2 separate regions of the Homo sapiens genome follow, and region 2 is linked to region 1. The links are chromatin loops, found by intact Hi-C in ENCODE. Cell type or tissue: tibial artery. All regions are shown on one strand. Each heading gives the region's core, and the rest is flanking DNA. Links, peaks and the distances in the headings are about the cores only. Region 1 has its middle 15 kb from the start of ZFP36L2. Region 2 overlaps LINC01819 (long intergenic non-protein coding RNA 1819).

What was found. A loop is a pair of places that touch in the nucleus more often than their neighbours do. Peaks named below come from ENCODE experiments on the same cell type or tissue, not always from the same donor. Only the 100,000 strongest peaks of a DNase experiment are listed, where the experiment ranks them.
Region 2: a loop joins it to region 1, with 3 times the contacts of the local background. A loop is called at or near these places in 84 of 110 quality-filtered maps.

What each region holds. Positions count from the first base shown.
Region 1 is chr2:43,209,146-43,214,515 of GRCh38, reverse strand. No RefSeq gene overlaps it. Among named protein-coding and RNA genes, the nearest start is that of ZFP36L2, 15 kb to the left of the region's middle. RefSeq lists an enhancer at 3,849-4,443. In tibial artery, for the core only: no CTCF peak of the experiment used is centred there; no DNase peak of the experiment used is centred there; H3K27ac peaks cover 867 bases.
Region 2 is chr2:43,029,789-43,035,158 of GRCh38, reverse strand. It overlaps LINC01819 (long intergenic non-protein coding RNA 1819), which reads left to right. Exons shown (of 6, transcript NR_110585.1): 3 at 7-104; 4 at 3,858-4,024; 5 at 5,182-5,370. Among named protein-coding and RNA genes, the nearest start is that of LINC01819, 7.1 kb to the left of the region's middle. In tibial artery, for the core only: no CTCF peak of the experiment used is centred there; DNase peaks (open chromatin) are centred at 2,658 and 5,118; H3K27ac peaks cover 1,994 bases.

The DNA.
Region 1 (5,370 bases), core at 55-5,054:
CTTGCCAACAATAGCCCTGTAGGTCCAGAGCCGCTGCAGGGGCTGGGACCGGAGGGAGCTTGGGCAGGCATTACCTCCATGGCTGTGGAAGGGCCTGGCCCTAAGGGGTTACAAGCAGGGGCTCCCATTGGACTGCAATCAAATCTCAGCCCAGTGCTGCCTCCTACCTGCGTGACCTCAAGCAAATCTGAACTTCAGTTTTCTTTTTTCTTTTCTTTTCTTTCTTTCTTTTTTTTTTTGACGCAGAGTGTTGCTCTGTCACCCAGGCTGCAGTGCAGTGGCGTGATCTCGGCTCACCGCAACCTCCGCCTCCCAGGTTCAAGTGATTCTCCTGTCTGAGCCTCGCGAGTAGCTGGGATTACAGACGCCCGCCATCATGCCCGGCTAATTTTTTGTATTTCAGTAGAGACGGGGTTTTGCCATGTGGGCCAGAACCTGTCTCAAAAAAAAAAAAAAAAAAAGACCAGCCTGACCAACATGGAGAAACCCCATCCCTATTAAAAATACAAAATTAGCTGGGCATGGTGGTGCATGCCTGTAATCCCAGCTACTAGAGGGCTGAGGCAGGAGAATCGCTTGAACCTGGGAGGCGGAGGTTGCGGTGAGCCGAGATTGCACCACTGCACTCCAGCCTGGGCGACAAGAGTGAAACTCCGTCTCAAAAAAAAAAAGTGCAATATTTATGGTTTGTTTGTTATTACCATTTTGGGGTATTTTTCCACTTCTAATCAGTAGGCATCCAATCTGATGGGCATCAGGAAGGCCCCATGGTTTGCCCCCACCAAACTCCCAGGGTTTGTAGCTGTGCGTGTAGCCATTTAGATTTAAATTAATTAAAAGTAAGCAAAATGTAAAACTCACTTCCTCAGCCATACTAGATAGCTACGTTTTAAGTATTCAGTTGCCACATGGAGCTAGGGGCTACTGCATTAAACAGCACAGAACATTTCTGTCATCACAAAAGTTCTGTTGGACAGCACTGTGAGTCTAGAATGTTCTATTAAAATACCAACAGCTGAAGGAAAGATGCTTCCAGCAGCAGGTCCTGGGATACCCCCATGATGTCCTTGCTGGTTCTCCTTCCTTCCAAAAGCCAAGAGACTCCAGAATATTCCCAAACTACTGCTCCACCTGGCAGATTGAAAGTGCCAGTGGAGAGGGGAAGGGACTGAGCTCTGCCTAACTGCCCACACGTGCTGGCATCTCTCAGCCCCACTCAGCAGTCTGGGACCCACCTCCTCCCAGATGCACCTCACACCAACCCCTCCAGTTGTCCCTGTCCCCAAGCATGTGACACCACATCTCTCAAGGAACCCATGCCAGAACTTGGCACGCTTCCCCAGTCTTTTCTCTCACTTCCCTCTACCCCTTCCCTCATAGGTTGCCCAACCATCATGACTCTGCTTTCTAACCAGGCCTTGACTTTGCCCCCTTTGTCTCTAGCTCCTCTGCAACTCAGGCCTGCCCCACGCTCACCCAGACACCTTGTCAACCAGGAGCCCTGGCTGGTCCTCTTCCAGGCCACCACTCCTCTAGAGCAAGGTTGTAAAGCACTTGGGTGATCATACTCTTCTCTGCCCTAGGACGCTACACAGGGTCCCACCACCCACTGTTCAAGTCCAAGGAGGCTCTGGGATCCGGAAAAACCTCCCTCCTCTGCCTATGCTCCTTGCTTCTTAGCTGCTCGGGAGCACCAAGGATTCCTAGAGATGCTGTTCACACTCTGGGCCCTTTACTTTCCTTCCACCCCTGCCTGGGACATCCCCTTGTGACCCCCTGCTTCCTCGCCTCTTCCCTCCGCGGTCAGCCCAGGCTGAATCTCAAACTCAGATCTAGCCTCTCCACCCAACCCTGGCCCCACCGGGGCACTGTCCAGGCCTTTATCAGAGCACATATCACAGCATCCCACAACAACTGGTTATGTCTGTCTTCCTCTCTACCCTGTCAGTTCCTTCAAAGCAAGAACATTGTGTTCCTCCTTGCAGCCCCCAAGCCTGGCTCCTCGAAGGGCTTCAGTAACTGTTTCTACGACAAAACCAATCTGCCCTGTGAGACTGGCCCTGTTCGCTCCCATTGGACAGATGAGGAAAATGGAGCTCAGAGAATGAAAGATGCTTGCCTGAGGTCTCCCAGTGCATAAGTGGCAGCGCCATGATGCCGCCCCAGGCCCTCACAAAGAGGGCGGAGTGTCCCAGCCATTCAGAAGAGGCAAAGATGCACTATTCCTTGGTACAAGGAACCTCATGTTGATTTTTTCCTCTTTTTTATCTTTTTTTTTTTTTTTTTTTGAGACAGAGTCTTGCTCTGTTGCCAGGCTGGAGTACAATGGCACTATCTCGGCTCACTGCAACCTCCGCCTCCCGGGTTCAAGCGATTCTCCTGCCTCAGCCTCCTGAGTAGCTGGAATTACAGGCACCCACCATCATGCCCGGCTAATTTTTTTGTATTTTTGTAGAGACAGGGTTTCACCATGTTGGTCAGGCTGGTCTTGAACTCCTGAGCTCGGGTGATCCGCCCTCCTCAGCCTCCCAAAGTGCTGGGATTACAGGTGTAAGCCACCGCTCCTGGCCAATTTTTTCCTCTTATTTGGAACTCATGCCTGCTTGTTATGAATATTCCAACAGCTGCAGTGAATCCCAATACGTGCAAGTGGAAAAGGCCCCCTTAACCTTCCTCCTCAGGCCCACTCAGCAAATGTGGCCACTTTGTGGCCACTTTGTGTAAGGCATTCCAGAGATCTGGTGAGGCACCTATCTACAAATATTTATACACACACATTCATATATGGTTTCAGTCACAAAATGGGGTCATTCTCTCCCCTGACCTATCATTTAGGGCATTGGAACATGGCTGCATGTGGCTCTGTTTGTGAGGGTCCAGGGGATGGACAGGGAGGCTCTGCATTATTTTGCTTTTACCAACATTGCAGCATGAACGTTTTTTTAACTCAGGGCCTTGGGTGAATATCTCCATCAGATGAATCCCGAGAAGTAGCATGCATGGGTCACAGTGTGGCTCACGTGTTTCTTGGGAGGGTCACATGCATTTTTCCTAATTTATAGTATTATTTTATTTTTTATAGACAGGGGGTCTCGCTATGTTGTCCAGGCTGGTGTCGAACTCCTGAGCTCAAGCCATCCTCCGGCCTGCCAAAGTGCTGGGATTATAGGCGTTAGCCACTGCGCCTGGCCCATCATGCATTAAATGCTTGAAGCCTGCCCTCGTAGTAACATGTTGCACTAAGTATAATACCTCGGAGGCCGCGTCCCTCCCTGTCTGTCCCTCCCCACTGCCTGTTCTGAGTTTCTGGAGTCCACATCTCAGGGGCTCCAGCCTGGACTCTGGTCTTTCTCCGACTCCCTGCCCTGTTCTCAAGTCCCCCTGTTGTCGTCCACTGCCTAGGCTGGCACCACAGTCTGAGGCTGCCACCTGGGAGACCCAGGCGAGGCCTGGAGCAGTCCCAGTGGGCTCAGGGCTCCTGGGGCCTGAGGAACCAGAGGCACTGAAGCCACGTCGGGGAGGCCCTGCCTGTGTGATGGGTGGTGGGAGCAAAAGAAATCCTTTCTGAAATGACAGCATTGGGATGACAGCGTGTGTGGGAAGGGGTGTGTGTGTGTGAGTGCGTGAGGCTGTGGTGTGGCTCTGTGAGTGTGTGTGAGTGTGGGGGGGTGAGCCGGCATGACAGCATGTGTGGTGCTATGTGGGAGTTGCCATGCGTGTGTTTTAGGGCAGTTATGTCAGGCGTTATGTAAGGGAGGCGCTCCCTGGGGCCAACAAACCGCAGTGGTGTAACCGCCAGGCCAGCAGGGAAGGAGGGAAAATGTAAACACCATTCCGTGCCTTTCCCTGCCCTGCCACAGGCCCTGCGGTCCTGCCTTCCCGCCACCTGAGGCCCCGTGGGCTGGCTGGGGGGTGATGATGGGGGCGTGAGGGCTGAGGCTCCCAAGAGCTCCATAGGCGTGCACATCTGCAGCTCTTGATACTGGCCCAAGGGATAGCACCAAAGGAGAGCCCAGCCAGGGCCTAACTGGGCTTCTTCTGGTCAGTTGCAGGCCATGCATCCCCCACGTGTGAGGCGTGCAGGCTTCCCTACCCCACAGCGCTCCTGTGTCCCAGAGGCCTCTCCCTGGCATAGGAGCCCCTTGCCCTGCAAAGAATCAGCATGGGGTTCACGGCTCACCTGTTCACACCTGTACGGTGGCCTCAGGGCCAGCTGTCTCTGTCTCTCTCACATACACTCAAAGGCGCACCTCCTCCCTGCCCCACTCCACATCCTGGCCCAGACACCTTCCTTCCCACCAGCTCCCAGTTTCCAGCCCTTCAGCCTGGCACCTGAGGCTTCCTCTTCTAGGAAGCAGCCCTGTCTGCTCCAGGCCAGAGGCCTTGCTCCCCACTCTGAAAACTCCTGAGGCCCCTGTGGATACATAGCTGGACATCTGGCCAAGCTCAATAGTCCCCTGTTCTCCAGTTGCTCGTTTTAAGAATAATGGCCATGGCCAGGTGCAGTGGCTCACACCTGTAATCTCAGCACTTTGGGAGGCTGAGGCGGGAGGATCACCTGAGTCAGGAGTTCAAGACCAGCCTGGCCAACATGGCAAAACCCTGTCTCTACTAAAAATACAAAAACTAGCTGGGCGTGGTGGCACGCGCCTGTAATCCCAGCTACTAGGGAGGCCGAAGCAGGAGAATCACTTGAACCTGGGAGCCGGAGGTTGCAGTGAGCTGAGATTGCGCCACTGCACTCCAGCCTGGGTGATAGACTGAGACTCCATCTCAATAATAATAATAATAACAGTGGCCATAATTTATGGAGTATACTCTGTCAAACCCCCTCCCTCAAAGTGTTCTTATTATGCCATGCCATCCTTGAACCAATCCTAGAAGGTGGTGTTCTAACCATCATGGGAGCCAGAACCCCAGCAGACAGAGGTTAAGTGAATCATCCACGGTTATGCAGCCACGCCTAGAAGTGGCTGGTGGCAGAACCTGTATTCACAATCTCCCGTGGCTGAGCCCCATTTCCCCACACCTCCAGGCTCTTGGGGAGCAGCAACTCTCCTGCTTCCCGCCCCCCACCTTCCCCAACATAGTGCCAGCTGGGCGGCCACAAGATACTTAAATCAAGGCTGTGGCTTACTCAGTGGCTGCATGCAGTTGGTGCCATCTAAATGCTAGATGACTGAGTAACTGAACAGGATTGAATGCAATCTTTTACTTGGAACAATAAAGTGCAATGTTGAGAGTAGGAGCTCTGGAATCACTCAGCTATATGACTTTAGGGTACTGACAGACCCAGCTGAGCCTCAGTTTCCTCACCTGCAAGATGGAAATCGCCATTGTGTCTTCCACACAAGGTTACTGAGAGAATTT
Region 2 (5,370 bases), core at 122-5,121, 180 kb after region 1:
ACCCAGGCCGGCGTGCAGCAGGGCAATCGTGGTTCACTGCAACCTCGACCTCCCAGGGTCAAGTGATCCTCCAGCCTCAGCCCCACAAGTAGCTGGGACCACAGGTGTGCACCACCGTGCATGGCTAATTTTTGTGTTTTCTGTAGAGACGGGGGTTTCTCCCTGTAGCCCATGCTGGTCTTGAACTCCTGAGTTCCAGCGATCTGCCCACCTTGACCTCCCAAATTGCTGGGATTGCAGGTGTGAGCCACAATGCCCAGCCTGAAAATACAATTTTTAATGGCTGCATAGTATCTCATTGTTTGGCACAATATACACTTTTTTTCTTTCCTTATTAAGTCAAGAACTTCCACCTTTTAATTTAAAGGAAGCACTTCACGGCTTCTCTTTGGCACATCCAAATTTCCAGCATTGCTACTCTTGTGCTTTGGGGCCATTACAAGGTAAAACAAGGGTTACTTGAACACAAGCACCATGATACCTTGACAGATGGCCCCTAAGGGACACGCAGGTGGGTGGCAGCCACAGCATGGATACGCTGGAGAGAGGAATGATTCATGTCCCAGGTGGGACATCAGGGGATGGCCTGTTGGAGTAGGAGTCAGGAGGCCAGTGTGGCCAGAATGGAAACTTGACATCTATTCTTATGATTCTTTAAGGGAAGTGAACCCCACTGTGACAGCCTGGCCTAGGCCAGAAGGCAGCAGAATGGCAGAGGGCAGCTTCCACAGCTCCAACACCTGCTCAGGTGTTTATGGCAGTGAGGAGGGAGAGCATGTCCCAGAGCTGGGTTCCACTGTGCCGGGTGCTGAGAGTCCAGGGCTGACTAGGTCATGACTCTGCTTCTAAGTTGATTTTATAAATTCGGCACAGTAAGAGATGAACAACAACAATAATAAAATAGATCAATTATAACAATATGCTGCAATGAAAGTTATGTGAGCATAGTTTTTCTCTCTATGTCTCAAAATATTGTAGATCCTAGCTTCTAAGTTCAATTTATAAATTAGGCACACAATCCCATGGGGTCGACGGATGGACACTGTTAACAAGCATATGGCATGACAGATAGGGGAGGCTTCCTGGAGGAGGTGACATTTGAGTGGGGCATTGAGGGATGAACAGGTGAATTGGATTTCAACAGGCAGGGAATATATTAATACCTGTTTGCTGAGAAGAGCATAAGGGACCCATCGTTATTAGGGTGTGGACCCATGGCCTTGATCTGGGATTATCACTGGGAAGTAGAGAAAGCAGAGAGTGAGAAGAGGGTTCAGAAGAGGACCCTGGGCCACATGGCCATGTTGAAGGTGGGGTAAGAGGTGGGGCTGGAAAGTGCTGGAAGGGGGCTAAGGAGGAGCATCAAGGCATGAGGAACACCAGTGGAGTGGGCTGTCACAAGATTTAAGAACGACCAACGGAGAAAATATCACATATTGATGGGAGGCCAAGAGAGACAGGCTCTAAGGAGGGCCCAGGGCCGGCAAGCATTTGGTCCCGGGAGACCCTGGCAGGGGCCGGGCTGGTAAAGTGGACAGGATAGAGGTCGGGGGCATTTGATTCCTGCGGCTGTCATGGTAACAAACCACTTCAAACTGAGGGGCTTAAACAACACACATTATTCTCTTACAGTTCTGGAGGCCAGAAGCCCAAAATCAGTCTCGCTGGGCTAACGTGAAGGTGTCAGTCGGGCTGGTTCCTTCTGGAGGCTCCAGAAAAGAATCTGTTTTCTTGCCTTTTCTGGCTCAGTTTCTCGGCTTGTGGCTCCTTCCTCCATCTTCAAAGAGCACCACTCCAATCTGCTCCTCCATCAGGTCACCTTCTGCCTGACTCCTACATCCCTTTCAGAAGGACCCTTGTGATTCCATGAGGTCCACCCAGATCACGCAGGATAATGTCCCCGTCTCAAGAGGCTTAATCTAATCACAGGTGAAAGCCCTATACGAGGTGTCATGGACAGATTCTGGGCCTAAAGACATGAACATCTGTGGGGGCATCACTCAGACTTCCACGGGTGACAAGGGCCCCATGGTGGGAGGGGAGAAGAGGAGGAAACGGGAGAGTGAGGATTCACCAGGAGACTGGCCCGAGAAAGGAGACACGGATTGGACAGGCTCAGCCAGTGGAAGACCGTCCTGCCTGGAGGGAAGTGGCTTTTAGGAGTTTTTTCCTGAGCCTGTTGTGTCTCCTTCCCTCCTTTCTCCCCCAAATCCAACTAGAAAACTAGAAACATAATCTGTTGTGTTGACTCCATAGGTCTTGCTTCCCCTCAACCCAGACACCGACTCGCCCAAGGGTCTTCCAGCTGGCTGAGTTGGAACCTGCATTTTTTAACCACAAGGAAAAGAAGCCCAGAGCTACCAAGAATAATATTTTATTGACTTGGAATGAGTTTTGGAATCTGTATTTTTAACAAGCTGCCCAGGTGATTTTGATGATCAGACAGTTTGAGGTGGTTTTTTTTTTTTTCCTTTCCTCTTTCTCTTCCCTTCAGTAAACTGTTTTTCAACTTTGTTTTTCAGTGAAAACCATTTCCTCCTCGTCGTGGCGCAGGTCCAGAGGCTGCGCCCATCTCTCCCACGTCAACAGTCCTGTGTCCTTGGCGAAGGACTGTTCTCTCATTCAGTGCCTTTCCTCTCTTCCTGGGCCAAATCCCTGCTTTGCGTCTCCCTGCAGCTCATAAAAAGCTGAATTACCTGAGGCAGGGAAAGCCCCACCCACTGTCATTCTCAGGGAGGAGTGGAGTCTGCAGAGGCCGCAATGCACAGCTTCCCTATCCCCCTCCACCCGTGTTTTCCCAGAGCAGCTCTGTTCCAGGCCCGGGGGTGTCCCTGGGCCGAGATGGAATCCAGCCCTGACCACCTCCCAAAGCCAACAGCCCTGAGTGAGCGTGCAGAGAAGCAAGAGCTGTTCCTGATGCAGAGCAAAGACATCTCCCAGTCAAGGGGGATGAACTGATTTGGGACAAAAGGCAGTTGTTGGCTGAGGAAGGCAGGATCTGGGGGAGCCCTGTGCTGAGTGGAGGTGGGTGGGTGTATTTCCTTGGCTCACAGAGGCCTCTTGTCTGGTGGGATCAGCTCCTCCAGCCAGTTGCCACCTGGTCCAGCTTTGGGAGATGTGGAGAATGACTTTCGCAGTGATTTCCACTGGGCCATGGCATTGAAACAGCTGCAGGAGGGGACACAGCTGGTGCCACCCCTACTCCGTCCATTAGAGCTGCTGTGAAGGAATGCCACCCTCCCCATGGGGAGTGAGGGGGCCCTACTTGCTGTGGTTGGTTCCAGGGACCATGGGAAGAGGCAAACCCCTATTTTCAAGGGCACAAGTTGGCTTTTATTAAAATAAAATTTCATCATCACTTATTCCAGTGGCTCCCAAACTTGGCTAAACATCAGGATCACCCAGGATGTTTGTTAAAAAATAAAGATTATGGCCGGGTGCAGTGGCTCACGCCTGTAATCCTAGCACTTTGGGAGGCCCAGGCGGGCAGATCACTTGAGGTCAAGAATTCGAGACCAGCCTGGCCAACATGGGGAAATGCTGTCTCTACTAAAAATACAAAAATTAGCTGGGTGTGGTGGTGCATACCTGTAACCCCAGCTACTCGGAGGCAGAGGCAGGAGAATTGCTTGAACTTGGGAGGCAAAGGTGGCAGTGAGTCGAGATAGCGCCACTGCACTGCACTCCAGCCTGGGTGACAGTGCGAGACTCTTGTCTCAAAAAAAAAAAAAAAAAGATTAATAAAAATAAAGAGTTTTAGAACTCATCCTAGACGGAATCAATCAGAATCTCTTTGGGTAGGCTTGGGCTGGAATCAGTGCGAAATCTGACTAATCAGATTGCTTTCCTGATTCCAGACGGTTGAGCCCATAGAACAGGAGTGAGAAGATGGAAGGGCGAGGGGGCTGGGATGATGAAAACTTGCGCCTGCAGCCACCATTCATTACAGAGCGCCGGGGGCCAGCTGCAGAACTGTAGACTCCTCATACATCATCGTGTTGAGTCTTCAAAACAAACCTATGAGGTGTGCCCAATTGTTTCCATTTTGCTGGTGAGAAAATGGGAGCTCAAAGTGGCCACACACACAGCTAATAAGAGGCAGAGCCAGGACTCAGGCCCAGATCTTTCTCTTGACTCCTCTGCCGTGGAAGGGATCATGAGAAAACCTGGCCCCAGCTCCGGAGTCAGGCCAGCACATGACCCAACTGTCATGCCAGCACAAGCTGCCTTCTGGACACTTCTCTGGTGGGCTCTCTCTGTCTCAGGGCTTCAGCTGCCCCCTGCTCACTCCCCTCACATCAGTCACTGTGTAGCTGGGGACACAGAGGTGGCTGAGACATGGCCATCATCAAGGCAGGGGGTTCATGGAAAGGGCATGAGCTACAACCAGGAGAGAGGGCTTCTGGTTCCAGTGCCACCACCCAGAGCTCTGAAAGGGGCCCCAACACCCTTTTAGATGGACTAGATTGGGTGGTCTCTGGGGGTCCATCCACTCTTAAAAAGCAGAGTCTGATCACCTGACTGCCCTGGCACCCCCCCCGCCACTCCAGCACGTGGCCCTTGCTGACACATCTGCCCTGCAAGGCTGATGAGCTGTGGCTTCTTGCCTCTTTGGCTCCTTCCAGCACCCAGGAGTTTCTGGTACATGGTAGGCGTTCAGTGGGGTGACCCTTCATGGATAATCAGCAATTATGCATTAGGCACTATTGATAACCGCAGACCCTGGACTAAAATACTAGGAATTCAGAGAGGGCCCTACCTCTACGGAGTTTATAGCCTCGTAGGGGAGAAAGATAGAAAACACCATGAATCGATTACAATTGTGGTCAGTGCTAGGAAGAAAAATAATAGGATAGTTTAAGAATGGGATTGGGGGGAGTTCTAATTTAGACAGAGGCATTAGAAACATTTAACCTGAGACCCGAAGGATGAATAAGAGCCATATGGAAACTGGAGGTAAGGTGGGAGTGGGGACAGTGTTTTGGGCGAAGGGAGCAGGAGTTGCAAAGGCCCTGAGGTGGGGAGGATGGACACCAGGGAACCCAATGAGGGCCAGTGTGGCTGCAGGGACTGAGCTGGCAGGAGGGGCTCAGGAGCAGCAACTGATATTGAAGATGGCCAAGGTCAGACCATCAGGGTCTTGTGTTTGTTTGTTTGTTTGTTTGTTTTTCTGTCCCTCAGGCTGGAGTGCAGCAGCGCGATCTCGGCTCACTGCAACTTCCACCTCCTGGTTTCAAGCAATTCTCCCGCCTCAGCCTCCCGAGTAGCTGGGATTACAAGCACCCGCCACCATGCCCGGCTAATTTTTATATTTTTAGCAGAGGCGGGATTTCTCCATGTAGCCCAGGCCGGTCTCGAACTCCTGACCTC